7 separate regions of the Homo sapiens genome follow, and all the other regions are linked to region 2. Evidence: chromatin loops called from intact Hi-C (ENCODE). Cell type or tissue: CD4-positive, alpha-beta T cell. All regions are shown on one strand. Region 1 has its middle 130 kb from the start of LINC00604. Region 2 overlaps PTGER4 (prostaglandin E receptor 4). Region 3 has its middle 29 kb from the start of LINC00603. Region 4 has its middle 74 kb from the start of LINC00604. Region 5 has its middle 150 kb from the start of LINC00604. Region 6 has its middle 170 kb from the start of PTGER4. Region 7 has its middle 190 kb from the start of LINC02104.

The links. Peaks named below come from ENCODE experiments on the same cell type or tissue, not always from the same donor. Only the 100,000 strongest peaks of a DNase experiment are listed, where the experiment ranks them.
Region 1: a loop joins it to region 2, with 8 times the contacts of the local background. A loop is called at or near these places in 17 of 110 quality-filtered maps.
Region 3: a loop joins it to region 2, with 4 times the contacts of the local background. A loop is called at or near these places in 23 of 110 quality-filtered maps.
Region 4: a loop joins it to region 2, with 11 times the contacts of the local background. A loop is called at or near these places in 29 of 110 quality-filtered maps.
Region 5: a loop joins it to region 2, with 3 times the contacts of the local background. A loop is called at or near these places in 25 of 110 quality-filtered maps.
Region 6: a loop joins it to region 2, with 10 times the contacts of the local background. A loop is called at or near these places in 22 of 110 quality-filtered maps.
Region 7: it touches region 2 in a loop (13-fold over the local background); 73 of 110 quality-filtered maps call a loop at or near these places.

What each region holds. Positions count from the first base shown.
Region 1 is chr5:40,365,333-40,369,332 of GRCh38, reverse strand. No RefSeq gene overlaps it. Among named protein-coding and RNA genes, the nearest start is that of LINC00604, 130 kb to the right of the region's middle. In CD4-positive, alpha-beta T cell, no CTCF peak of the experiment used is centred here; a DNase peak (open chromatin) is centred at 1,882.
Region 2 is chr5:40,686,513-40,690,512 of GRCh38, reverse strand. All of the region lies in intron 2 of PTGER4 (prostaglandin E receptor 4), which reads right to left. Among named protein-coding and RNA genes, the nearest start is that of PTGER4, 8.6 kb to the right of the region's middle. In CD4-positive, alpha-beta T cell, CTCF peaks have their summits at 1,975 and 2,184 (motif pointing right); DNase peaks (open chromatin) are centred at 872, 2,202 and 2,992; H3K4me3 peaks cover 2,299 bases; H3K27ac peaks cover 1,382 bases.
Region 3 is chr5:40,020,838-40,024,837 of GRCh38, reverse strand. No RefSeq gene overlaps it. Among named protein-coding and RNA genes, the nearest start is that of LINC00603, 29 kb to the left of the region's middle. In CD4-positive, alpha-beta T cell, no CTCF peak of the experiment used is centred here; no DNase peak of the experiment used is centred here.
Region 4 is chr5:40,164,465-40,168,464 of GRCh38, reverse strand. No RefSeq gene overlaps it. Among named protein-coding and RNA genes, the nearest start is that of LINC00604, 74 kb to the left of the region's middle. In CD4-positive, alpha-beta T cell, no CTCF peak of the experiment used is centred here; a DNase peak (open chromatin) is centred at 1,934.
Region 5 is chr5:40,384,604-40,388,603 of GRCh38, reverse strand. No RefSeq gene overlaps it. Among named protein-coding and RNA genes, the nearest start is that of LINC00604, 150 kb to the right of the region's middle. In CD4-positive, alpha-beta T cell, no CTCF peak of the experiment used is centred here; DNase peaks (open chromatin) are centred at 153, 466, 2,093 and 2,853; H3K4me3 peaks cover 19 bases; H3K27ac peaks cover 1,552 bases.
Region 6 is chr5:40,505,418-40,509,417 of GRCh38, reverse strand. No RefSeq gene overlaps it. Among named protein-coding and RNA genes, the nearest start is that of PTGER4, 170 kb to the left of the region's middle. In CD4-positive, alpha-beta T cell, no CTCF peak of the experiment used is centred here; a DNase peak (open chromatin) is centred at 2,127.
Region 7 is chr5:39,711,841-39,715,840 of GRCh38, reverse strand. No RefSeq gene overlaps it. Among named protein-coding and RNA genes, the nearest start is that of LINC02104, 190 kb to the right of the region's middle. In CD4-positive, alpha-beta T cell, a CTCF peak has its summit at 1,524 (motif pointing left); a DNase peak (open chromatin) is centred at 1,560.

The DNA.
Region 1 (4,000 bases), 320 kb after region 2:
TCAAGTATTCTGTTATAGCAACACCAAACAAACTAAGACAAAAATTGGAATCAGAATAGTGAGGCTTTGTTACAACCAATATCTAAAAATGTGGAAGCAGCATTTAAACTATGTAGTGAGTAGAGGCTGAGACAGTTTTGAACTGAGTGCTGAAGAAGCCTGTATTTCCATAAATGGAGCATTAAGGGCAATTCTGGTGAAGTCTTAAAAGAAGAGAAGAGCTGTAAGCCAAAACCTGTATCTTCTTAGAGATTACTTAAGTGATTATGAAGAGAATGTAGAAATATGGACAGTAAAGGCCATTTCAATGAGGTCTCAGATTGAAAGGAGGAACAAGGTAGTACAAACTAGAGAAAAGGTGATCCTTGCTATGAAGAGGCAAAGAACTTGACTGAATTGTGTTTTTGTCCTAAGACTTTGTGAAAGACAGAACTTAACAATGAACCAGGATATCTGGCAGAAGAAATCTCCAGGTAGCAAAAAATGTAGGGTGCTGTGTGGCGTCTTTTAATTGCTTATAGTAAAAGGTGAAAAGAGAGAAAGTATTTAAAGATAGAATTTATAATCAAAAGGGAAGCAGAATGTAAAGATTTGGAAAATTCTTAGCCTGGCCATGTCAAGAACAAAAAAGCATCTTTAGGAAAAGCAGCCAAGGGTATGGCCAAGTAACTGTTTGATAAGGAAATTAGTGTGAATAGAAGGAAGTCAGGCGCTATTCATCAAGACAATGGGAGAGTAGCCCCAAAGTCATTTTGGAGATCTTCAAGCCTGCTCCTCTCATCACTGACCCAGAGAGCAAGAGCTATGGAGGCATAGCTACCTCCAGCTAGATTTCAATGGATGTCTCAGGCAGTCTCGGAGCCCAGGCAGAGACCTGCTGCAGAATTGGAGTGACCACAGAGAGCCTCCATTAGAGCAATATCCAGCGGAAATGCGGGGTGGGGGCTGCCACAGAGAGTCCTCACTAGGATAATGCCTAGTGCAGCCATGGGAGCAAGGCTCCTCCCAAGACCCCAGAACTGCCGAGCTACCAGTATGCAGCACAAGCCTGAGAAAACCATAAGCTTTTGACTTAAATGTGTGAGGACTGACACACGGGTTGTCTGAGGCCTTGAAACCCAACTCCAGCCTTCTAGTGCGCCAGAAGGCAGAACATGGAGTCCAAAGAGACTATTCTCAAGCCTTGAGATTCAATGTCATTTGCCCTATTGGGATTTTTACTTACTTGAAACTTGTTATTCTTTTCTTTTGTATTTCTCTTTCTTGAAATGAGAATGTCTATCATACGTCTGAGACACCATTATATTTTAAAAGTACATAATTTGTTTGATTTTATAGGCTCACAGCTGGAGAGCATTTTGCCTCAGTATGAAGTACTTCACACACATATTTGATGTAGATGAGACTCTGGACTTAAACTTTAAAGTTGGTGCTGGAGTGAGTTAAGACTTAGGGCTACTGGGTTGGAATAAACGTATTTTGCATGTGAGAAGGAAATGAAATTTGAGGGCCCAGGGTGGAATGGTATGATCTGAATATGTCCCCCAAATTTATGTGTTGGCAACTTGATCCCCGTGCAATGGTATTGAGAGGTAGGGCCTTGAGGGAAGTGTTTAAGTCCTGAGGGATCTGCCCTCATAAAAGGATTAATGCTGCTTTAAAAAGGGCTTATGGAAGTGAGTTCATTTTTTATATGGTTTGGCTGTGTCCTGACCCAAATCTCATCCCGTAATCCACACGTGTCATAGGAGGGACCCAGTGGGAGGTAATTGAATAATGGGGGCAGTTACCTTTATGCTTTTGTCATGATTGTGAGTGAATTATTATGAGATCTGATGGTTTTATAAGGGGTTTTCACCCTTCTGCTCAGCATTTCTCTTTGCTGCCACCATGTGAGGAAGGACATATTTGCTTCCCCTTCCACCATGATTGTAAGTTTCTTGAGGCCTCTTCAGCTATGTTAAACTGTGAGTCAATTAAACCTCTTTCCTTTATAAATTATTTAGTGTTAGGTATGTCTTTATTAGCAGCATAAGAAAGGACTGATACAATTCTCTTTTGCCTTTCTGCCTTCTGCCACGTGGTAACAAGCAAGAAGGCCCACCAGATGCTAGTGCCATAATCATCACCTTCTCAGTCTCCAGAACTGTGAGACATATATTTCTGTTTTTTATAAATTATTCAGTCTTAAGGATTCTGTCATTGCAGCACCAAATGGAATAAGATGTTATTCTACACATATGTTTATTTGTATTTATTTTATTAATCCTGCTGCTTCTGCTTATTTTATATGACCATCTATCAGCCATGATCTTCTTAAATATTTCCCCTTGGCCACTAATTATATGTTATCCTCTCATAATTCTTATTTGAGCTTGACTTTCTCATTCTCTTGTTTCTGTTTCTTAATCTCTCATATTTTACATTTCTTTATCTTCTCATATATTTTGTATAATTTTTTACATGTATGTTTTAGTTTGCTATTTTCATCTTCAGCTGATAGTCTTCTATTTTATACTTTTCGAGTTAAATTTGTGTGTGTCTACATGTGTGATATTCAGTATTCATACAGAAAAATGTGTTAAACATATATAGTGGTAATATAAAATGCATGCACCTCTACTTAGGTAAAAAAATAGAATATTATCAATACCTTAGACTCCTCCTGTGTGTCTCTCTCAATCATACTTTCCTCCACTGGTAACCATTGTCCTGACTTTTTGTTAACCATTTTCATTAGCCAGCATTCTCCAGAGAAACATAACCAATAGGATATGTGTAGGGGTAGCTAGATAGAGATACAGATAGATAGATAGATAGATAGATAGATAGATAGATAGATAGTCCTTTGTTCTATGTAAGCCTTCAACTTATCGGATGAGGCCCACCCACATTACGGAGGGCGATATACTTTACTCAAAATCCACTGATTTAAATGTTAATTTCATCTGGAAGACCCTCACCAAAACATCCAGAATAATGTTTGACCAGACATCTGGGCACTATGGCCCAGCCAAATTGACACATAAAATTAGCTCTCACAATTCTACTCCTTATCAATCTGGCACCCATATGCATCTCTTTAAACTATCCTTAATCTCCAAATAAAGACAATAAAAATGTCATAATTCAACCTAATATGATACACCTGTCTTGAGTACAAGCAAAAACACACTAACCCTCTCCTCAGAAGAGGATACAAAGTTCTTGGGTGGTGTTTACCCTTTTCCTTGGCATTCCATAAGGTAAATACTATGATATAAAGTTACCAATACTTAAGTACTTAAATAAACTTATCTTAAATACAAAGTCAATACTTCTTATGTTACATTGTAATGGGCTAAGAAAGTGAAGAAAACAAAGACATTTGCTATGTATACACACACACAAACATATTCATAACAAAATAAGGAAGAAATACTCGTGACAGTTAGAGTCCTTCTTTCATAACTGATCCTCTGAGCATAGCTGGTATTTATAACAAACTTCTTTCACTACTCCTTTTGTATTGCCTTTGCTTTCAGCAGGCACCTAAGCTGGCATGGTTTTTTACCTGGTGGGGTAACCCAAACTTTCATTCTTGAAGAATCTGGGTCATTAGTAGCCGTGTCTGAACTGAGATGTAGTTTTTTATTGACCTTAATCACAGGGTATGGTAAGAGGCATCTAAGGGATCTCTTTTTTTCAGACATGCTCTTCTCTATATCCTTTGTAAAATAGCAGTCCATTTTCATCTTGGTAGCCTGGATGAATCACCCCAGCCAGCACAGTAACTCTCTTCTTTGCCCTTTGATTTAGAGACATGAGGACACTAAAGTAGTTGTGTTAGTATTAACTTCCAGTTCAATGAAATCATTGTTGTGTTTCTTCCCTCTAGAACACTCTAGAACTAAGACTTATAGGCAAGCAGAGCACAAGGTCATGAGAACAGGAGGCAAACATTATGCTAGTGGGTCACCAGGAATTATAGTGAGTGGTGCTGCTCCTATTTCTATTTCTT
Region 2 (4,000 bases):
TTTCAAATAGAGGTAGCTCCATGTGCAAAGTCATGGAAGAATGAAATGATATGTCAACATCTGGGAACTTCAAATGATTCAGCGAATGGAGCATGAATTTGTGTAAACTTACATGATCATTTTAATCCTTAGGGGAAAATGCATTTGTTAAATGTACATGTATATATATTTTTGAGACAGGGTCTCACTCTGTCGCCCAGGCTGGAGTGCAGTGGTGTAATCATTGCTCACTGCAGCCTTGACCCCCTAGGCTCCAGCAATCCTCCTGCTGTAGCCTCCTGAGTAGCTGGGACTACAGGTGTGTGCCATCATGCCTGGCTAACTGTTATTATTTTTGTAGAGATGAGGTCTTTCTATGTTGCCCAGGCTGGTCTCTAACTCTTGAGCTCAAGTGATCTGCCCGCTGCAGTCTCCCAAAGTGCTAAAATTACAGGAGTGAGCCACCATGTTCAGCCTCAAATTTACTCTTAAAGTATTATGATTTTTTTTTGCCTAGATATTACTTCTAATTCCACTGGGATCATTTATATAAAAATCTCATCTGTAATTAATATAGAAATAGTAGTAGTGGTAATTCACATAGAAATAGAAATAGAAATAGTAGTATAGAAATAAAAATAATTGCCATATATCTTAAGTAATTATTTAGTAATTATTTCTTGCCTTTAGTAATTATTTTAGGTTAGGGAGAAGAGGTTGAGTCTCACAGTCAAGGAAGATACATAAAAACCACAAAAAGGAGAAAGAACTAACAAAAGCATAGCTGGAGCCATTTAACTAGGGGCAAATATCTCTAACAAGACTTGAGGATGTTGCTGCCTTACTATATACAGCGTAACAATGAATGACTCATGGTGTATGAATCACCTGGAACAGGGACAGTTTAGTTGAGGCTGAGTCAGTTCACAACGGAAAAGGCGATTCATTGACCATTTGCATGTGTTCCTTTGGCACTTACTAGATGTAACAATATTTGGGTCAGGATATTATAGAAAGATTTTCAACAATTTGGGTAAAATTTGGGTAAAAGAAGGAAGAATTATTTTTTTCTTCCTTTAAAGATTCTTTGAATCTTTAAAATATTCGAAGAAATACATTTCATTAATCTGCAAAATCAAGCTTATATTAAACTTACTCCTGGATGATACTGGATCAGTAAGGTAGAACTGCATTTCTTTTTCTTCCTTAACTGGAATTTAGATCTTAATTAGCTATAGGTCTCTGATCCTCTCTCAAAAGATTTTTGTTCATTTCCTTTGTTATTGTTTTGTTGTTATTCACTTGTTTTGTTTTGAGAACTTACACTCATTGCAAAATCTGACCTAAACTTATTTTGGCAGCAAAACTGAACTGAACAGACTGTGAAGCCATTTAGTTCAATTTATTCCACTTAGAGTGAATATTCCTATGTTCTGGTCCAGGATTACTGTTCCAGTTCTGATGGGGATATTACATATTTTGCAATATATTATTGATTACTTTTCTAAAAGCCAAGAAATTCTGAATTCTGAAACTCATCTGCCCGTAAATATTTTGGATATGGGATTATGGGCCTGTAAATCTCAGAGAATAAAATAGTGACATGCCTCTAACCAAGATGAAATTAATATCTTCCTATATGGAAGACAGCTAAATCAAGAATGAACTAGAATGAACAGCAGTGTGTAATATCGCCTCTTGAAATACTTTTAGAAACTACGCTGGGATAAATGATAGTATCAAGGCAAAGCATACTTGATTTAAAAAAAAATCTTTACAGAAAGTAAAATAAAGCATCTTGGTTTCTTCCTTCCATAAGCTTTGAGGTCTTCAGCTATGCCTGGAAACTCAGCAGTTCCCTCAACTCTACAGGCCTTTTCTCAGATGAGGTATTTGTTACTGAGACCCAGAGGTTTTGAGGAACTTAGGATGTCCCCCACCCTGTTGGTGGCAGAGTCTGGTCTGGACCTCCATGTTGCCTTTTCTGTTCTACCAGTCTGGCTTTCTGTTTAATTATTATTTCCTGACAATGGAATTGTTGGTAAAAAGCATGAGGTCTATATTTTATTCACATCACATACTACGTTCCTAAGGGTAGAAGAAATGATGGCGTTAAATCTGTTAGTATCAAGTCCTGTGTGTGGTCTCTGGAAAAGACCTACGGCCGGGTTTATGCGAACTTGAGCCTTCAAGCCTCCAGGTGGCAGTGTTGCTCCACTTGAGAGTTTCTGATACTACCTCCCTAACAAGCACTGTGTAAAGCCATCTCCGAGACTCGCAGAACAGAATTTTGGTTAAGTCTGAACCTGACGTTTCTGAGATTTTTGACACTGAAAATGTTTTATTGCTGGTTGCTTCTCCTACCACAACCTCAAAGGAAACATGGCTACTACTGAAAGGAAGAAAATTTTTGAATAGTTAAAATGGAATTTATAGCCATTCAAAGAAGTACATTAGGAGTTAGCATTTTAAAATTTCTGTGGCCTTTTAGAAAGGTTGGAATGTTGTAAAACAATTAATAATAGGTTTTCATAATCAAAGGTGATGAGAGGCAAGGAAAGAATCATTTCTGTGCCTCATCTCATCCACAGCAGCAATGGATTTCGACTAGTATAGGAGGGAATGAAAGGAGGCTATATTAAAAGTATGCTCTATTTTAAAGTTTTCCATGGGGGAGGAAAAGTTTACAATTAGTACAAGCCACTGAACCTGGTCATTCAATGTCTTTTCAATAAAGGGGAGTTCACAGGGTAGTAAAAGTATGAGTTTAAAAAGCAAAAGTCCAAATTCAGGTAAAAACATCCTCAAAAGTTGGTTAGATTGAAAAGAATCAATATGAGTTTTACTTTGCAGCGTATTTCAATTGAGACTTACTTCAAGTAGGGAAAGAAAAAAGACAAAACAAACAAAAACTCCACGCATCTTGCAATGTTTGAAAACATAGAGCAACCTCTGCTTCACTTTAAGTAGGCTACTTGATTTGCTGTTTCCAAGAGGGCAGGGACAACCCCAGTTGAGATGGGGACATCCGGAGTAGTGCTTCAATGTCTCGTGAGGGGGTGAAAGCACTTTTCGGAATTCTTGTCCAACAGGCCCTATATTTTACATAATTAAACAAGTTCAGGCAGTTTTCAGTGTTGGAAGAGTGTGTTGCTGATAAAACTGAACCTCCGAGTCAGGAGGGAATATGGCCGGGCATGGTGGCTCATGCCTGTAATCCCAGCACTTTGGGAGGCTGAGGCAGGCGGATCACCTGAGGTCAGGAGTTTGAGACCAGCCTGACTAACATGGAGAAACCCAGTCTCTACCAAAAATACAAAATTAGCCGGGCGTGGTGGTGCATGCCTATAATCCCAGCTACTTGGAAGGCTGAGGCAGGAGAATCACTTGAACCCGGGAGGTGGAGGTTGCGGTGAGCTGAGATTGCGCCATTGCACTCCAGCCTGGGCCACAAAGTGAAACTCCGTCTCAAAACAAAAACAAAAACAAAAACAAAAACAAAAAAACTCACTGAATACAAACAACGTATCTCCTTTCTTCCAATTTTAAGTCTTTTTCTAGTAGCTCCTGCTGTGTACATGTGGTTTGTTGTTAATATTGGCATATTACAGTATTCTAAATTATTTTATTTTCTTTTAGAAAGGGTCTCACTCTGTCACCCAGGCTGGAGTGCTGTGATACAAACATGGCTCATTGCAGCCTCAACCTCCTGGGCTCAAGCAATCCTCCAGCCTCAACCTTCCAAGTTGCTGGGACCACAGGCACATGTTACCACACCCACCTAATTTTTTTTAAATTATGTTATTCACACTTTTTTTTAGGATGATTAGAGATTAGGGCTCAGGAGCAGTGGAACATAACTTTGAGGAAATGCAATAAGTTCAGAAGAAGATGTGGTGACAAGAAAGCTGTAAGGAGGCTATATGCTGTAGAGATAAATGCCCAAGCTTTGGAAGCAAACAAGCCTCTGTTCAAATCCTGGCTCTGCCCTTATAACGTATGTACAAATTATTAAAGTGCT
Region 3 (4,000 bases), 670 kb after region 2:
CTTTTCATACTTTTCCTGATTCTCTCAGGGTCATTCTTGCTTTCCACTGTACCTCATCTTTTCCATTTTCTTCCCTTAGGGTTCGGTATATCTTCCTTTATACTATATCCCGAGTTCTTTCTGCTTATCGTTTCAGGTCAATCAAGCCTGCACACTGAAAAGTTAACTATAGTATGTGAAATCTAGAAAATCTGTTTTGTTTTTGCTTTTAGTAATACCAAGGTTTCCAACCTCTTGTTTTACTTTAAATGTAAAATGTGTGGTTTAAAAGTCAAATGTGAATATTGGCTCTTTGTCTGTGAATTTCTATCATAACAACATTTATTATCCTTAAAGCAAATGAATGCCTGTACTTAAAGAAGATTGGTACAAAAAAATGGAAAGTAGGGAAGGGGGACAAGATGCCCAACTAGACAAGCCAGGAAGACTGCTCTCACTAAGAGAGACCAAATTATTGAGTAAATAACTAAATTTGGAGAAGAACTGAAAGAAATTCCATGCAAAGATTCATACAAAGGATTAGTGAAACCAAGAATCGCTTATTTGAAAGAATTAACAAGATTGATATTGGCTAGCTAGATTAACAAAGAAACAAAAAAGAGAAGTCTAAATAAATACAATCAGAAATGACAAAGATGACACTACAACCAAACCCACATAAATGCAAAAGATCCTCAGAGATTATTACGAACAATTCTATGCACACAAATTAAAAAGTCTAGAGGAAATAGATAAATTCCTGGAAACACAAAACCTCCCAAGATAGAATCAGGAAGAACATGATAACCAAAACACAATCCAGTAAGTCCTGAAATTGAATGCATAACAAAAACCTACCAATCACAAAAAGCCTTAGACCACATGGATCCACAGCCAAATTCTACCAGACATACAAAGAACTGGTACCAATCCTACAGAAAGTATTCCATAAAATCAAAGGCCGGGTGCGGTGGATCATGCCTGTAATCCCAGCACTTTGGGAGGCCGGGAGGGTAGATCACGAGGTCAGGAGATCTAGACCATCCTTGCTAACATGGTGAAACCCCGTCTCTACTAAAAATACAAAAAAATTAGCCAGACTACACTGCACCTGTAGTCCCAGCTACTCGGGAGGCTGAAGCAGGAGAATGGGGTGAACCCAGGAGGCGGAGCTTGTAGTGAGCTGAGATCATGCCACTGCACTCCAACCTGGGCAACAGAGCGAGACTCCATCTCAAAAAAAAAAAAAAAAAAAAGCAAAACCCATATGACTGGCCAGGCATGGTGGCTCATGCCTGTAATTTCAGAACTTTGGGAGGCCAAGTTGGGTGGATCACCTGAGGTCAGGACTTCAAGACCAGCCTGGCCAACATGGTGAAACCCTGTCTCTATTAAAAATACTAAAATTAGCTGGGTGTGGTGGCATGCAACTGGCTACTTAGGAGGCTGAGGCAGGAGAATTGCTTGAACCCAGGAGACAGAGGTTTCAGTGAGCTGAGATCATGTCACTGCACTCCAACCTAGATGACAGAGTGAGACTCCATTTCAAAAAACCATATGAACATCTGAATTGAAATGAAAAAAGCTTTTGATAAATCCAGCATCCTTTCATGATAAAAAGTCTTAACAGATGAGGCATCAAGGAAATGTCATTGATGACTGAAAATGTTAAGAGCCATCTATGACAAACTCAAAGTCATTGCGATATTGCACGGCCAAAGCTAGAACCATTCCACTCGAGAACTGGAAGACAAAGGTGCCTACTCTCGCCACTCTTATTCAATGTCGTACTGTAAGTCCTAGTCAGAGCAATCAGGCAAGAAAAGGAAATAAAAAGCATTGGTATAGGAAAAGAAGAAGTCAAACTATCACTCTTCACTGTTGATTTGATTCTATACCTTGAAAACCCTAAAGACTCTGCCAAAAGGCTCCTAGAACCGATAAACAACTTTAGTGAAGTTTTAGGATACAAAATAAACATACAAAAGTCAGTAGTATTTCTGTACACAAGTAACATTCAAGCTGAGAGTCAAATGAAGAACACAATCCCGTTTACAATAGTCAAAAAGTTGAAATACCTAGGAATAGAGTTAACTGAGGAGGTGAAGGATATCTACAAGGAGAACTAGAAAACACTACTGAAATAAATCAGAGATAACACAAATAAATGGAAAAAAATTCCATGCTCATGGATTACAAGAATCAATATCATTAAATGACCATACTGCCCAAAGTAATTTACAGACTCGATACAATTACTAAAAACTGCCAACATAATTTTTCACACAATTAGAAAAAAAACTATTTAAAATTTGTATCATACCAAAAAACATAGTGAATAGCCGAAACAATCCTAAGCAAAAAGAACAAAGCTAAAATCATCACACACCAAACTTCAAACTCTACTATAAGACTACAGAAACCAAAACAGCATGATATGAGGTAGGAGACTGGCAGGACTTGTTTTCTGGTCACAACACTGCTGAGCGAAACAGGATATAATCCAGACAGGATAAAGTGAAGAAACCAGCACAAATAAGCAGATATCAATGAAGGCAATTCATAGCTGCCTCATTGCTCATTAGCATAAGACACACCCACTAGTGCCATGACAGTTTATAAATGCCATGGCAATGACCTGGAAGTCACCAACCCTTTCTGTGGCAACAACCCATAATTTACTGCCTATTTCCTAGAAAGTTATAAATACCCACCCCTAAATTTGCATTGACATGCCTCTTAGTTTGCATGCAATTGAAAGTGGGTTTACCTGAGTATAAATATAATTGTGAAGAGCCCATATGTTGCTGACTCTGGGCACACAGGCTATGTGTTAGCCCTGTTCATAAGGAACAGTATTTTTCAATAAAAGATTGCTGTCTAACAGCACTAGCTCACCTTTGAATTCTTTCCTGGGTGAAGCCAAGAACCCTCATGGGCTAAGCCTCAATTTCGGGGTTCACCTGTACTCCTTCAGTACTGGTGCAAAAACAGACATATATAGAACAATGGAATAGAAAGGAAAATCCCGAAATAAAACCAGACACCTACCTATCTTATCTTCAACAACGCCACCAAAAACAAGCAACGGGGAATGGACTCTCTATTCAATAAATGATGTTGGGATAGTTAGCTATCCATATGCAAAAAAAATGAAACTGAACCCCTACATTTTACCATATACAGAAAATAACTCGACATGAGTTAAAGACTTAAATGTAAGACCTCAAACTATAAAAATCCTAGAAGAAAACCTAGGAAACACCGTTCTGGACATTGGCTTTGGGAAAGAATTTTTGGCTAAGCCCCCAAAAGGAATTCAACAACAACAGAAATTGACAAATGGGGCCTAATTAAACTAAAGAGCTTCTGCACAGCAGAAGAAACTATCAACAGAGTAAACAGATGATGTAAAGAAAGGGAGAGAAAGTATTTTAAATCTACACATCCAACAAAGGTCTAATATTCAGAATCTATAAGGAGCTTAAATCAATAAGCAAAAAAACAAATAACTCCATTAAAAAGTGAGCAAAGGACATGAACAGATACTTCGCCAAAGAAGACATATAAGTGGCCAACAAACACATGAATAAATGTTCATCACCAATTATCAGAGAAATGCAAATCAAACCATAGTGAAATTCTGCCTCACACTGGTCACAATGGCTATAACTGAAAAGTCAAATAATAATAGATGTTGACGAGACTGCAGAGAAATGGGAATGCTTACACACTGTTGGTGGGAATGTAAATTAGTTCAGCCACTGTGGAAAAGCAGTTTGGAGATTTCTCAAAGAACTTAGAACTACCATTTGACCTAGTAATCCTATTACTGTGTATATACCCAACAGAAAATAAATTGTTCTACCAAAAAGACTCATGCATGCATATGTTAATCACAGGGTTACTCACAATAGCAAAGACATGGAATCAACCTAGGTGCCCATCAATGGTGGATTAGATTAATAAAGTATGGTACATTTGCACCATGGAATACTATGCAGCTATAAAAAAACAAAAT
Region 4 (4,000 bases), 520 kb after region 2:
TGAATTTACTGGGACATGTTTAATGGCTGGACATGTTTAATGGCTGGACATGTGGTCAGCTTTAGAGTATGTTCCATGTGCAGATGACAAGCATGTATATTCTGTAGTTTTTTGGGTGGGATATTCTGTAGATGTCTATTATTTCTAATTGGTCAGTGTTAAATTTTAGTCCAGAATTTCTTTGTTAGCTTTCTGCCTCAATGATCTGCCTAACACTATCAGTGGGAGTGTTGAAGTCCTGCCCCCCATTATTGTGTGATTGTCTAAGTTTTATTGTAGGCCTAGAAGTATTTTATAAATATATATATAATATATATTATAAATATATATATAATATATATTATAAATATATATATTATATATATTATAAATATATATATTATATATATTATAAATATATATAATATATATTATAAATATATATATTATATATATATATATATATAAATCGGGGTGCTTTAATGTTTGGTGCCTATTTATGAAGTGAGGTCTTCTTGTTAAACTGAAACTTTTATCATTAGGTAATGCCCTTATTTGTCCTTTTTTATTGTTGTTAAAGTCTGTTTTATGTGATATAAGAATAGTGACCCCTTCTCTCTTTTTGTCTTCGGTTTTCGTGATAGATCTTTATTCATCCCTTTACCTTCAGCCTATGGGTGTTGTTATATGTGAGATGTGTCCCCTGAAGAGAGAGACACATCCAACAGCAAGTCAGTCTAAATACTGTGGAAATAAACTGAAAGTGGGGTTAGAAAAAAACCAGAGGAAGAAGGTTTGAGTAGTCCTCAGGTACTTGGGAGGCTGAGATGGGAAGACCACCAGGTGAGACTGGGGAGATAGAGGCTACAAGTTTTTTATCCAATGTGCCACTCTGTGCTTTTCAAGTAGTGCATTTAGACTGTTTACGTTCGAGGTTAATATTGATATGTGAGTTTTGATCCTGTCATGATGTTGTTAGCTGGGTGCTTTGTAGTCTTGATTGTGTAATCGCTTTCTAAGATCTGTAGGCTATGTGTATTTTGTGGTAGCAGGTATCATTCTTTTGTTTCCATGTTTATAACTTCCTTAAGGAACTCTTATAAACCTGATCTAGTGATTGCAAATTCCCTTAATGATTGCTTATCTGGAAAAGAATGTATTTGTCCTTTGCTTATGAAGCTTAGTTTGGTGGGATATGAAATTCTTGCTTTGAATTTCTTCTATTTAAGGATTCTGAAAATAGGCCCTAGTCTCTCCTGGCTTGTAATTTCTGCTGAGAATTCTGCTGTTAGCCTGATGGGGTTCCCTTTGTATGTGATCTGGCCCTTTTTTCTAGCTGGCTCTAAGATTTTTTCTTTCACATTGACGTTGGAAAGTCTCATGACATGTGTCTTAGTGATGGTCATCTTGCATAGTATTATGCAGGGATTCTCTGAATTTCTTGAATTTTCATGTTGATTTCTCTAATGAGCTTGGGGAAATTTTCATGGACTGTATCCTCAAATATGTTTTCCAAGTTGCTTACTCTCTCTCAGGAATGCCAATGAGTCATAGGTTTAGTCTCTTTACATAATCCCATATATCTTGAAGGCTGTGTTCATTATTAAATTTTTTTTATTTTAAACATCTTTTCTATTTGTATCTGACCAGGTTGATTTGAAGGACTGGTCTTTGAGCTCTGGATTTTTTCCTCAGCTTGGTTTAGTCTGTTTTTAAGGCTTCCGATTGTATGTTCAGGTTCTTGTAGTAAATTTTTCAGTTCCAAAAATTCAGTTTGGTTCTTTCTTAAAATGGCTATGCCATATTTCAACTCTTGGATTGTTTTACTGGCTTCCTTAGTTTGGATTTCAACTTTCTCTAGAATCTTGATCTTCCTTGCAATTCAGGTTCTGAATTTTATGTCTGTCATTTCAGACATTTCGATGTGGTTAGGATTCATTGCTGGGGAGCTAGTGCCATCCTTTGGAGGTAAGGAAACAATCTTGCTTCTTGGGTTGCTGGACTTCTTGCAGTGATTCCTTCTCATTTGTGGGAGCTCATTTAAAAAAAAATTGAAGTTGCTGTCATTTGGATGGCCTTTTGTTTATATATTCTTTTCCCCCCTGAGGGTTTGACAGTGGTGTGTATTGTGTATAGTTTATTAGCTTCATTTCTGGGGGCTTTCAGAGGGCCAAGATTCTGTATGGGTTCCTTAGCAGTGGCTAGTTTCCTGCATTGGGTTTCACAGGCATTGTGTGTGCTAAAGGAATTTATTTTTGTTTGCTCGTGTAATTCACGCTGCGATCCAGTAGATGATGCTTAAGAGGCTTTTACCCACCTATGTGCCTCTTTTGCATGTCAGTGCATTCACAGCAGTTCTCTGGGGAAGGGGGAGAGAGCGATGACCTCCTTACTAAATCTGTTCCCTGGCCTTAGGGGTGGGGGGGTGGTCCCTCCAATCACTGGTGTTACATTTGTTTTTTCTCAACCCCAAGGGGTGCTGTGGTAGGCTGCATTTCCCCCTCCCTTAGGAGTGGCCTGAGCTGAAGATTAGGTCACCAGGAGACCCACACTTCCCCAGAGATCCACTGGTTCACTGAGCTTGTCAGAGTCAGAGGAGGTTGTGGGGAATGTCTGTGGGTGGTCTGGTGATGCAGTGCGTCAAGGGCAGAGGACCCTTAGGCAGGCATTGGTGTCATGGATGCGCATCTGGTATAATGACCGTGACCCAGGTTTTTTTTTGCCCAGCGAATGGCTGTAGCGGCTGCCCAGGTCACGCTCCCCTGACTGGGTTTCCCTTTGATTTCTGCCCCAGGAGTAGCCCTGAGGAGCTAGATTTGTCCCAAGCCTTCTGAACCTAGATTGCCCTACTATTCCAGGAGTTCCAGGCTTTGGGACTCCCTGAGGCAAAAGCTGTGGTATGTCAACAGGCTACAGGCTTCCTGGACTGGTCTTGCAGAGGGAGGGACACCTAGCTCCTGCACTGGCACTGGAACCAGCACCTTACTCTTCTCTGTTCTGAGAGTGGAGGCTCCTTTCCTGCTTGAACTCAGGCCACAGATCTCAGCTCAATGCCCCTGGATGGTGTGCTTGAACCTTAGGGGCATTGAGACCTGCGGCTTTGTCCTCTGGCCTCCTACTGCGGGGAAGGCAGCCAACTGCTCTTAGGCCACTGGTAAAACACTGGTGGGGCAGTGGAGGCTGTGCAGGAGTGGCCAGGTAGGCAGCCTTGGGAGGGGCTGGCAGACAAGGAGGTGCATGGATCAGGTGTGCCCCAGTTCCACAGGAAAGGCAGCCCTGCTATCTCCCAGACTGGCAGTCAGCAGGGGCTAGAGTTATTCAGAGCAAGGTGGAGAGCCCTGGGGTATGGGTGCCTGTGGATGTGTTTGGGGCAGCTGCCCCACAGGAAAAACCTTTGGGGCTCTGTGTAGGTTCAAGTCTCTGGGTAGTTCTCCCTGCCAGTTCAAATGTCTATGGGGATCACGGAATCTCTTGCAGCAAGGATCCCAGAGGTCTGCAGTGGGATATGTGGTGCCCCAGAGTTCCTTCACTCACCGGCCCCTTAGGACATGTTCAGGATTGGGAGCCAGTCTCGGCACTCAGCAACTTCGCGCAGGCTTCCCACCTTCCTCCCTCTTCAACCCCAGTGCCTGTGTCACCTCTCTTTGAGATTGGTTAAAAGTGGAATAGTTTACTTGATATTTTTGTGTCTATCAGGGGAGAGGTGTTTCCTGGCTGTGTCTAGTTGGCCATCTTGTAGGAGATCCCATCCTATAAAGATAATATTCTTTGAGAACTGTTACTTCTAAGTTTCCTGTAAGTCTCATGCTGTGGCCAGTTTCTGAGAGTAGGACTAACTTGGAGAAATTGATTTCTCCACATTGATTATTTTATGATAACCTATAGAAAGGACTAGAATTAAATTAGAATTTATTATAAGTGTTAGTGATTATGTTGCAAAATAGTAGGATGACCACAGCAAAACAATTTTGAATTTCAAACTGAATTCCATTTTCTGTCGATTACGCTCAAGGTAGCAAAA
Region 5 (4,000 bases), 300 kb after region 2:
TAAGTACTATGAAAAAACCAATCAGGCAGAGAGAAGAAGGTTGAGAAAGAGGAACCCAGATGGGAGGGAGCAGATAACATCTGGGCAAAGACCAGGGGAGACAAGAGTGGGGAAGTTATGCATTCAGATGATGTTGGGGAAAGACACTTAGTGCGAAGGGCCTAAGGCTGTCAGCTGGACTGGAGCAAAGTAGGTGATGTGTTCATGAAGATAATAGAGTGTGTGTGTGCGTGTGTGCGCACACGCATGTGTGTGAGAGAGAGATCATGTAGGGCCAACGATTTTAGATTTATGTATATATATATTTTTTCAAAAGTTAATTATGAAGGAGGAAGGACCATAAAATATTTAAAGTTCAAATTTCTCTAGTTCCTACTTTCTTAGGGGATTAGTTTTAGGGAGAACTTTTTTTTTTTTTTTTTTTTTTTGAGATGGAGTCTAGCCCTGTTGCCCAGGCTGGAGTGCAATGGCGCCATCTCACTGCAAACTCTGCCTCACAGGTTCAAATGATTCTCCTGCCTCAGCCTCCTGAGTAGCTGGGCTTACAGGCGCCCACCACCATGCCCAGCTAATTTTTGTATTTTTAGTAGAGACGGGGTTTCATCATGTTGGCCAGGCTGGTCTCGAACTCCTGATCTCGTGATCTGCCTGCCTCAGCCTCCCAAAGTGCTGGGATTACAGGTGTGAACCACCGCACCTGGCTGAGAAGTTGTTTTAATCTATGTCATTTTGTAATCTGTACAAATTTATTTTAAAGTGATTTAAGTTATATATTGGTAAAAATTAAATAGTTGAATGAAACAGGTTTCCCTAAGATGACCCAGTAACAGAAAAATTTGTTTCCTGCTTGGAGTGCAAACAGAAAGGACTTAGTTTATGTCTCCTTTAACCATGCCCCCATGCCCTTGATAAAAGAGCTGCTTCTACCTCAGCTGAATGGGAAGTCATTTTGATTGAGTCTGGAAGGGGAATCGTTGGTGGTGGGACTGTCTTCTGAGTGGGGAACAACTGCCCAGGTCTGATGAGGCTCCCTGGGCCATCTGGAGAGTTGAAGTGTGTAGCATTATGTGGAACGGGACGTAAAATTCTCCAGAGGAAACCAGAGCAGCAGCTTCAGCATCACTGGACACTTGTTGGAAATGCCAGTTCCCAGGTCTGGAGGTGATGAGTGTTGGCAGTACAGAGACGAATGAATGAGGGGCCTCTGTCCATTCCACTAGAAAAAGAGGTTCTTGACCCTGGCAGCACCTTATAATCCACAGGGAACTTAAAACAAAACAAAATGAACAACCGATGCCACGGCTTCTGTACCAGAGATTCCAATTTAATTAATCTGGGGATAAACCAAGAACATCAGTATTTTTAACTCTCCTAAAGTGTTTCTAATGAGCAGAATCAGTGTAATAGAACAGATTTCTTAACTTCCACACTATTGACACTTTGGACTGGAGAGTCTTTTGTTGTAGCAAGCAGTCCTGTGCATTATAGGATGTTTAGCAGCATCTTGGCCTTTACTTACAGAACCCCTGACCCCATCTGTAAAAATCAAAAATGTCTTCGAATATTGCCAAATGTCTGCTAGGGGGCAAAATTGCCTCACTTGAAAACCATTGCTCTATAGCAATAATTCTCAAAGGTTAGTGCAACATTGCCCAGTAGAAACATAATGCTAACCATTACAAGCATATGTAATTAAAAAATTTTTAGTAGCCACATTAAAATAAGCAAAATGAAACAGGTGAAACTAATCTTAATAATATAATTTAATTCCTATATCCAAGATAGTATTTCCACATGCACTTAATATAAAAAATATTAATAAGGGATTTTTATATTCTTTTTTCAAGTCCTTGAAATCTAGCATATAATTTATCCTAACAGCATATTTCAATTCAAACTAGCCACATTTTGAGTGCTCAATTGCCACATGTGGCTCATGACTAGTATTGGATGAATGGGGTTTAGCAGGCGTCATAATCACCTTGAGAGTTTGTTAAAATATAGAGTGTTGGCATCCTTGCCGCCCTGTCCCCCTCTCCAGCTTTTGATTCGGTAGGTCTGGGGTGAGGCTTGAGAATTTGCATTTCTAAGAAGTTTCCCAGTAACACTGTAGCTGCTGGTCTGGTGACCACACTTAGAGAACTACAACCACAGATGTAGAGAAACCCTAGAGGCTTGTTATTAAAAAATGTGGTTTGTGGAGCAGCAACAGCAGCAGCAGCTGGGAGCCTGTAAAAAATGCATAGTCCCAGACTCTCCCCAAGACATATCAAATCTGCATTTAGTACTGGAATCTATGTTTCTTTTTTTTTTTTAAAACAGGATCCCCAAGTGATCACATTAAAATTAGAACATAAGACCACCTTGAGTAAAACTTTCCCTGTTAGTGTCTATCTTAGTGTTTTCTTCTTAGGACTTTTCTCAGTTCTTCTCTATTTTTCCCATGAGAATCAAGAATGTAGAATCTTGGTTGCTTTTTTAATTTTTCTGCTAACCATTCTCTATCAAGGGTCTAGTACAGTGCATTCACATAAAAGGCACTTACATAACTATGGAATTAGTGATACTATAAAAGAAGAGAAGGCTGGGACAATGGTTAGATACCTTCTTTGGCTTTAAAGATTTGAATAAAAATGTGTTTCTAGATGAGTTGAATACTGGAGTTCAGGAGCTGATTTTGCAGCTCCTGCAGGCTGGAAGTTTGAATGGTCCTTTCCTTGAGCTTCACCTGTACCCAGGGGGTATGGGTGACTCACTTGGCAAAAATTGCCTTGTGTGGTGCTTGTTCTCAGCCTGCTTGCCAGATTCCTCTTCCTGGCAAGGTAGGGCCCCATTCTTTTTCCTTTTGAGGAGTGGAAATAGTCTGGTGTTTGTGGATCACCAGCATCCAGGAAGTGCTCCTGGGATAGCCCTACTTCAGAACTGTGAGTGATGTTTAAAGTGTTGGTGACCACACAGGTTTCTTCACACTTCTGCAGCCAGCTGGCATTCCAAACTCATCATGCTCAAATTGACTCAGTCCTAAATAACCAAACACTGTGAGAGGGTGGAAATTTGGTTTCCAAAGGGAGTTACTGAAGTTACAAATCCTGACTAAAGTATATATTTTTCACATATAAAAATAGTCTCTGGGCTCTTGGATCAGTTTTATTTTTTTTCTTATGCTTTTAATCATAGAAAATAGTCTCCCCATACTTCTTTTGGGAAACATAGTACGTTTTTTTTTTCTCCTCCGTTGATATTTAGTGCTAAGAGTGAATTTACCAAAGGGTTTGTGAATTCTGTCTGTATATCTTAATGTGCACCCACAACTTTGTAGACAGATGGAAAGATGAAGTAATTCAGAGGTTCAAAAGAAAAAAAAAAGCAGAAATGAGCAACATTTCATAATCTTCTTTGCAACTGGCTTCATTGACCTTTTTCTTACTTAGCTTCCTTCCCTTCACGGCAAGCTTTTGAAAAAATTGGGGACAATGTAATAGTGAAGTGACTATTCTATGTTTTACAGGAAGATTTAAATGAGAAACAATTGCATTGACCAAATTAATGAGCTAGATTGTAGTAGGGCAAAGGTTGCCTGGGGTGTATGCAGGGGGAGGGCAGGAGGGATTCAGCTGAATGAAGTGACAGCCCTCTTTGTTAACTTCAGACCTGGAGGTGTGCTACAGTGTTTTGTCATTGAAGGGTGTATCATCTTAAGGGCATGTAATTTGCTATTAGTTCTCAATTTCAAGCTATTTCCCTCTTAAATCTGAAAAAGTACCAATCTGAGGAGATTATGCCAGGTATATACTGAGTGAATGCTTCACAAGTGAGGCTCATCCAACATTATGGTGAACATTACTATTTAGTCTCTATAAAATTATATCAGAAAGTGAGAAGTATAGATGAGATTTGCTCCAATTCACTCAATGAATCTGGCAGGTTGGAAATAGGCTATTACACTAGACTTCCTGATGGTTTAGTGGGAATTCCTTTGCTTATGAAGCATCCATTATTG
Region 6 (4,000 bases), 180 kb after region 2:
TAACTCAGTAATTTTCAAAACTATCCTTAGTCCATACATAGTAGTGGTCTGTTGTTATATATGAGGACCCTTGAGTGCATATTCCAAAGGGCCATAAGTGTAAAGACTGGTTTTTTTATGGCCTCATAGCACATGCTTTTATTATATGAGATTGTCCCCTTAAATTTTTATGCCTATGTCTTTTTCTGCTACTAGATAATAAGCCGAGTGAGATAAAATTAATCTGTGTGTCTTTAGTGCGTATTTCTATGTTTTAGGACTTAGAATATGTTCTGTTGAATGAATAAATGAATATATGACAACTGCTGAATATATAATGCAATTTAAGATGGGATTTTCTCAGCAGACTCAAAGAAAACTTTGACAATGGATCCTGAGTTCTTCCACTGAGTATGAAAATGAAGAAGAAGAAGAAAAAAGGATTAGAGCTATAGCCTTACCAAGTACAACTTCATTCCATGGGTAGAAAAAAATAGGTCATATGTTTTACTTACTACATTGATAGAGAAAAACTTACCCTCCAAAGTAGAATGTACAATCTTAGAAAATGCTTCCAGGCAGCCAAACTGGATCAATGGTTAAAAGATTATTAGATAACAATATATTTTAACCTGTGGATTTTCAGATAACTAGCTTATTTAAAATGTCTTTGGTTGATTCTCTCACGTTTTGTAGGTAAAGAATCATACTAAATGAAAATAATAATGATTCTGTCTCCCCCTCTTTTAAACTTATAATTTATTTTACCTTATTGGTTTTGTTCAGACTTTCAGAACAGTGATAAATAATTGTGCCTTCAGGCACATTTGTCAATAGAAACACTTCTGGTTTTTTGATTGTAAGTATGAAATTAATTGTTGGTCATGGCTTTTTTCTTTCTTTAAAAAAGAAAGTAAAAAGACACCATGACCATGACTTAATACTTATTAGTTAGATAAGTTTGTAGATTTCTTCTATCTGCTTTATCAGATTTCTATTCAAAGATTATTGTAAATTGGTAAGATTAAATGGCATAAGTGGCATTTCATCTTTTTTGTATACTTTTTTTTTGTTTTTTTGTTCGAGACGTAGTCTAGCTCTGTCGCCCAGGCTTGAGTGCAGTGGTTGGAGTGCAGTGGCGTGATCTTGGCTCACTGCAAGCTCCGCCTCCCGGGTTCACACCATTCTCCAGCCTCAGCCTCCTGAGTAGCTGGGACTACAGGCGCCCGCCACCATACCCAGCTAATTTTTTTTGTGTTTTTAGTAGAGACGGGGTTTCACTGTGTTAGCCAGGATGTTCTCGATTTCCTGACCTCGTGATCCGCCTGCCTCAGCCTTCCAAAGTGCTAGGATTACAGGCATGAGCCACTGCGCCTGGCTCTTTTTTCTATACTTTTTAAGAATGTAAATAGCAAAGTAATTATCTGTTACTTGAAAGACCAGAAATTATTTGTCTATCTAACTTTGAAAAATTTCTTTGACAATTTTCCCCAATTTATTCCATGATTATAGATCTACTTTTTTTCAAATTAAAAAAATTATCTTCATTGTTGTAGTTTGATCTTTTTTTCTAATTTCAGAGGGGTCTGTGTTTTTTCTCTTATGTCTTTCTTAAGTTATATTTGTCTAAATTGTTTATTCTATTGTTCTTTTTAAATAAACAGCTTTTGAATTTGTTTATAAACTCGAATTTACCTCTATTTCAGTATTTCCTAATTTATTGATTTCTACTTTATTAACAATTTCTGCTTGTTTTCCTGAAGTTTGTTCTGTTTTACTCTAATTTATAGAGCAAATTGTTTTGTTAATTTATTTTAATTTCTAGAAATTAATAATAAAATCACTTAAAGTAAATTTCTTTGATTATACAGCTTGGCCATATTTACTAAGTTTTTACATGTTGTATCCTTATTTTTGGTGTTTTCTAAATGATCTGTAATTATAGTTTCGGGTTCTTATTCTAACCAAGTTTATTTAAAGGTAATTTTCCTCTTCTAATTTCCAAACAGTACTTAAAAAAAAAGTATTGTAATTCTGCTTTGTGGTGAGAAAAATGTACCTTATATAATTCTCACTCTTTGAATTAAATGAGTTTTTTTTTCTTTTTTGTAGATGATTATACCATCTGGTGGTGGAAATGGTAAATGGGCATAGTTACTACTTTCTTCACAGAGTAGAATACAGAAGGTAGAAAGGAAACCCTACCTTGTTCTTCAGTTGTAACTTCTTGGATCTTTGAATCTGAGGACATATGGAGAGAAACGGCAAAGATCTTATCTTTTGGTTTTTGGTGATTTCTGTTTCATGATATAAGGTGGAATGTGCTGTGAGTAGCCTATGTAGGTTTATCTTAAACTAGTTTATTCTTCCTTGTGATCATCTATTTTTAATTGGTGTAGATTTGCTGGGTTTTTATCTTTTTTATTGTTAACAAATTTTTGTTCTAATTTTGGTGTGATATTTGTGCTGATTTGTTGGGGATTACCAACTAGAGGACAGTATGAATCAAAACGATCTGTTTTTTTAATGATTTTGGTCTTTTCGAAATTAGTATTAATATACTGTTTGATTAATCTTGAAATATATAGAAAAGCAAAGATAAATAAATTAACATCGCCCATAATGGAAACACCGTTAGATAACCAAAGTGCTAAAAGTTTTGGTCAATAGTGTTCCAATTTTTTTCTGTTAAGTTTTTAAAAAGTTGAGCATACATTAAGCTTTCCACTTCTTGTTTAAATCATTAAAGGAAGTTCACGTAAAGTAAAAATACTTACAACTTAGAAAGGGTGGATCTGAATCTTTATCTACTTTTCATAGGAAGGCAAAATTACTTCCCATAGCAAATCCTGAGCCATTCACAGGGAACAGTGAGCACATGGAAGGAAAGCAGGAACAGTGAGTAGGTGAAGGCACATAATCTATCTCTAATAGTCTGATCTGTTCCAGAGGAACAGAACCAATAGGACGGACACACACACAAACACACATACCTCATATATATATATATATATATATATATATATATATATATATATATATATATATATGTATCACACACACACGCACACACACACACACAATTTATTATAAGGCATAGGCTAAGAAGTCCCATGATATCTGCCATCTGCAAATTGGAGACCCAGGAGAGCTGGTAGTGTAGTTCCAGTCCAAATCCTGAGAACCAGAAGAATTGATGGCATAAGTCCCAGTCTGAGTATAGGAGAGGGTCAATGTTCAGCTCTAAAACAGTCAGAGACAGTGAATTCTCATTTATTCTTTTTTTTTGGTCTATTCAGCCTTTCAAAGGCTTGGATAACACCCGACCACATTGGGGAGGGGAATCTACTGATTCAAATGTTAATCTCATCTGGAAACATGCTCACAGACACAACCAGAATACTGTTTAAAATATCAGGGCATCTTGTGGCCCAGTTAAGTTGACACATGTAGTTAACTATCACAGTATCAAAATTAAAACTCAGTAATAAGGCTAAAGGCAAGCTGGTATATATACATAGAATATTGCGTAGAAGATGAAGTCAGGGATCATGCCTATCAGATTTCTATTGCTGATTACATAGTAAAGATGAATAAAATGCCTAATATGAATCAATTCCTGGTTATTCTCAACAAGTAAAGAAAATACTTTTTGGGAGAAATGTATTTTGAGCAATTTGAAGAAAGAATGCAGTAGCCTGCTGAAGGAGTGATCTGAATATACTTTGCATAATTATCTTGGAACACTGTAGAGATAAGAGGAGAAATGAATGGTCAAGAGTAGGTGCATAAGAGGCAAAAGGACTATTAGAATGCAGGTGGCAGGCAAAAAAATAAAATTTGGCTGGACTAACCGAAAGGCAAACATTTATAAGATGGGGACTCTTGAGGGCAGGGAAAAATATGCTGTAATTTAGAGAAGACTAAAACATTGTTACTTAAAAAATTTCCTATGAAGATGGATAGAATGATAAGAATTAATGTTGGATAGAAAAAAGGATTGTTGGGAGAGGTTACACTA
Region 7 (4,000 bases), 970 kb after region 2:
TTTAATGCAGTTCACTTATAATCTTTTTTGTATGGTGTGAGTTTTCACACTGTTCGAGAAATCTTTGTTTAAGAAGATCTTCATGAAACACCAACTATTTAAAGGTCTTAAAGATTTTCCCCTATTTTCTTCAGGAAGAATTATTGTTTTTCTTTTTATATTTAGGTATATGATATACCCCTAATTTTTGCCTATCCCATATATCGTAGGTCAAAGTACATATTTCCCATATAGATTTCCAGTTGACCTAGATCTTTCTAACTCGCAGAACTGCGACAATGCTTTTGTCACATATCATCTCATATATCATGTATGGAACTGTCTCTGGGCTCTATATTTTAGTTCATTGGTATGATTGTGCTTGTACTAATCTTACATTGTCTTAATTGCTGTGCTTTTGTAACAGGTCTTTACATCTGGTACTGTATAGCTTTCATTTGTTCTCTTTTGAGATTACCATAAGTATACTGGATCTGCATTATAGAAAGTGCACAAATTTTCAAAAAAAGATGGAATTTTGATTGAGATTGTATTCAAGCCATAGATCAATTTTGGAAAAATTGACATAAAAAAGATTGAGTTCCAAATTTTCCTTCCATCCTGTAGGTTGCCTTCCATCCTGTAGGTTGCCTTAAACACAGCCTTAGCTGCATTCCATATGTTTTAAAATATATGTGAATAACCTTTTCTTTATTGGAAACCCCTTTCAGTGGTTCAAATATCCTGCAAGTAGATATATAGTTAATAATTGCCTACTACGAGTGAAGCACAAGGTCCAAGATTGAATAATTTTAAATGATATTTTGGAAGAATATGGAGAGGAGATATTAGAGAGGAGTATAAAAGAGCTAACTTTTCATCTTATTTACTAGGAAGACAACAGATGACATTTAAGACAAAAAATAAGGAAATATTAGGATAAACATGATATTTTCAAATACATAGGTAAATACCAGAAAATAAGAAACTTTTAAAAAGCTAAAATTGACTAGCCCAGGTAAACAGAAATAGTGAGTACCAAAAAGTGAGTCAGAGGGCTTTTTTTCCTACTGCATAACTCTAATTTTTTAGTTCCATACATGTAGTTGTTTGACAATAAACATCATTTTTATTTAATTTATTAAAAAGACTTTTAAAGAAGATAGAATTTTGTGAAAGATTTGATATTTTCCTTGAAGAACACAATGTTTTAAGCCTAAAATATAGCTAAAATACATTTATGCCACAACATTTCCTTAAGGAAATTGTGTTTCTCAGAAAACACTGAAATGTCTAATTTCTTCTCACACCTGATTTGTTAACGACTAGTTGCAATATAACATTATACTCAAATTCTAAGTTGTCCAAACAAGCACAAGTCTGAAGTCTAAAATTAGCTACTATCTATTGGATTGTGGCCCAGGTAAATTCGTTTGTTCAGTGAAGCAAAAATACTATACATGTGGAATAGTTTAAATATTATTTTTTAAATGTATTATTATTCTTGTATGTATTTGGCTTATGTTTCAAAAGGAAATAAAGCATAGAAAAATGCACAGTTCACTACTGCCCTCTGCTGCATGGAAAGGTGAAGAGAAAAGTGCTAAGAGAAGACCTGCTACCTGGCCTGCAGTGATCTGATTTGGGAATTCAAGCCATGTCATGTCTTCTAGTAAAATGACTCCACCAGCCATTCTCTCTGTAAAATATGCTGACTGAGAGTCCTTGCAAAATGGACCTTGGATTAAACTGCTAGTATTTTTAGAACACCTTCAGATTTTGAGAGAAAAGAGAGTCATTTAAGAAAATAATTCATCAGACAAGATGTTCATGAAGCAGCTACTATTTCAGAGACAGCTCGGGAAGAAAAGTATCTTATTACTACTAGGTCAGTATGGCCAGTCAATGATAAAATCCTATTGTTATAAACTGACATAAGCCAATTTGATCCTTTAGAAGCTATGAAGTCTTTTTTCAGTATGTGTTAAAAGACTCCAGCTATGGGAAGGGAAGACTACATCCCTCTCATTAACAGGCAGCCTGCTGCAATAGGAGCAAATCTTTAACCGTTTTCTGCCAAACATAATGTTTATTGGCAAACAGGAAGAAGAAGTTATCCAACCTAGTCATGCAAGCTGGGAGGTTTCTCTGTCCTCAGGCACTCCCACAAGCAAATGTCAATGCCAATCTTTCAGCAGAATTGGCCAACTCTCTTGTGAGGCCACAAAATGACTCCTCTGTGAAATAAAGTAGGATAGTGGTGGGGGGAGTGGGAGGCAGAACCAAATATAGCATCTACTCTGAAAGACAAAAATATTTTCTTACATTGACAAAGTAATATTATCTTACATAATAAAACTAAAAATTATTTCTGAGTGTTATCTCACTCCTGATTCTTTTAAAATCCTTTGCAACATTTAAACTGTGTCCCTTAATGCCTTTCTGGTGATGACGTCACTTGCTGGATGGTCTTCTACCAGCAGGGATTTCCCACATTGGTTGGGAATATATTCTTGGGTCCTTTATTTTGAGGCTGATGAAATGATCTCATTTTTTTTGTCAGGTAAGGTGACAAATTTCTCTGTGATAGGAGTGGGGATACTGGACAAAACAGAGCTTTGGTTTTGAGCACTTTTTCAGATATCTGTTGGTCATTTGCATGTGACCTTTAAAAAAAGGTTTATTCAGGCCCTTCACCCACATTTTTATTTAGGTGCTTGTGTTTGTTCGCATGTTTTTCTATTGATTTTCGTGACTTCCTTACGTATTTCGGCTATTAGTCATGTATTGTATATATGGTTTGTAAATATTTTCTTCCATCCTGTAGGTTGCCTTTTCATTTTGTTGTTTGTTTCCTGTGCTGTGCAAACACTTTGTAGTTTGATGTAGACCCACTTGTTTATATTTGTTTTTCATTACCTATGCTTTGAGGGTCATATTCATAAAATCATTGTCAAGACTAATGTCATGAAGCTTTTCTTGTGTTTTCCTCTAGGATATTTACGACTTCAGATATTATGTATGTATAAGGCTATTTTGAGTTGAACTTTGTGTATTGTGTAAGATAAGAATCCAATTTTATTCTCTTGCATATGGTTATCTGGTTTTCCAAGCACCATTTACTGAAGAGACTATGCTTTCCCCTTGTGTATCCTTAGTACTTTTGTACCCATGCATGGCTTTATTTCTGAACTCTCCATTCTATTCTGTTGGTTTATGTGTTGGTTTTTGTGACAGTAACATACAGTTTTGATTACTGTAGCTTTATAATGTATGAAAAAGTGCTGTGCTCAACATCATTAATCATCAGGAAAATGCAAATCAAAACCACAATGAGGCATCACCTCACACTTCTTAGGATGGCTATTATCAAAAAGCCAAATGACAAGTGTTGGCAAGAATGTGGAGAAAAGAAACCCTTATACTGTTGATAGGATTCTAAATTGCTATAGCTATTATAAAAAAGAGTATACAGGTTCCTCAAAAAATTAAAAATAGAGCTACAATATGATCCAGCAATCCCACCTCACTGCTGAGTATGTATCCAAAGGAATTAAAAACAGTTCTTGAAAATATATCTTCACTTCTATTTTCACTGCAGTTTATTCACAATAGCCAAAAGGGAAACAACTTGTGTCCATTGATGAATGAATGGATAAAGAAAAAATGGTGTGTGTGTATTTATATTTATGTTTATATACAATGAAATATTATTCAACCTTAAAAGAGAAGGAAATCCTGCCATGGATGAACTTAGAGGACATTATCCTAAGTGAAATAAGCCAGACACTGCAAGACAAATACCACATGATCTCACTTACATGTGGAATCTGAAGAGAAACTCATAGAAACAGAGACTGGAGATGGTTGCCAAGGGCTGGGGGATTAGGGAAAGGGGGGATTGGTCAAAGAGTACAAGCTTTCAGTATAAGATGAATAAATTCTGGAGATCAAATGTACAGCATGGTAACTATAGTTAATAATAATAATAATAATAATAATAATAATAATATTAGTCTGG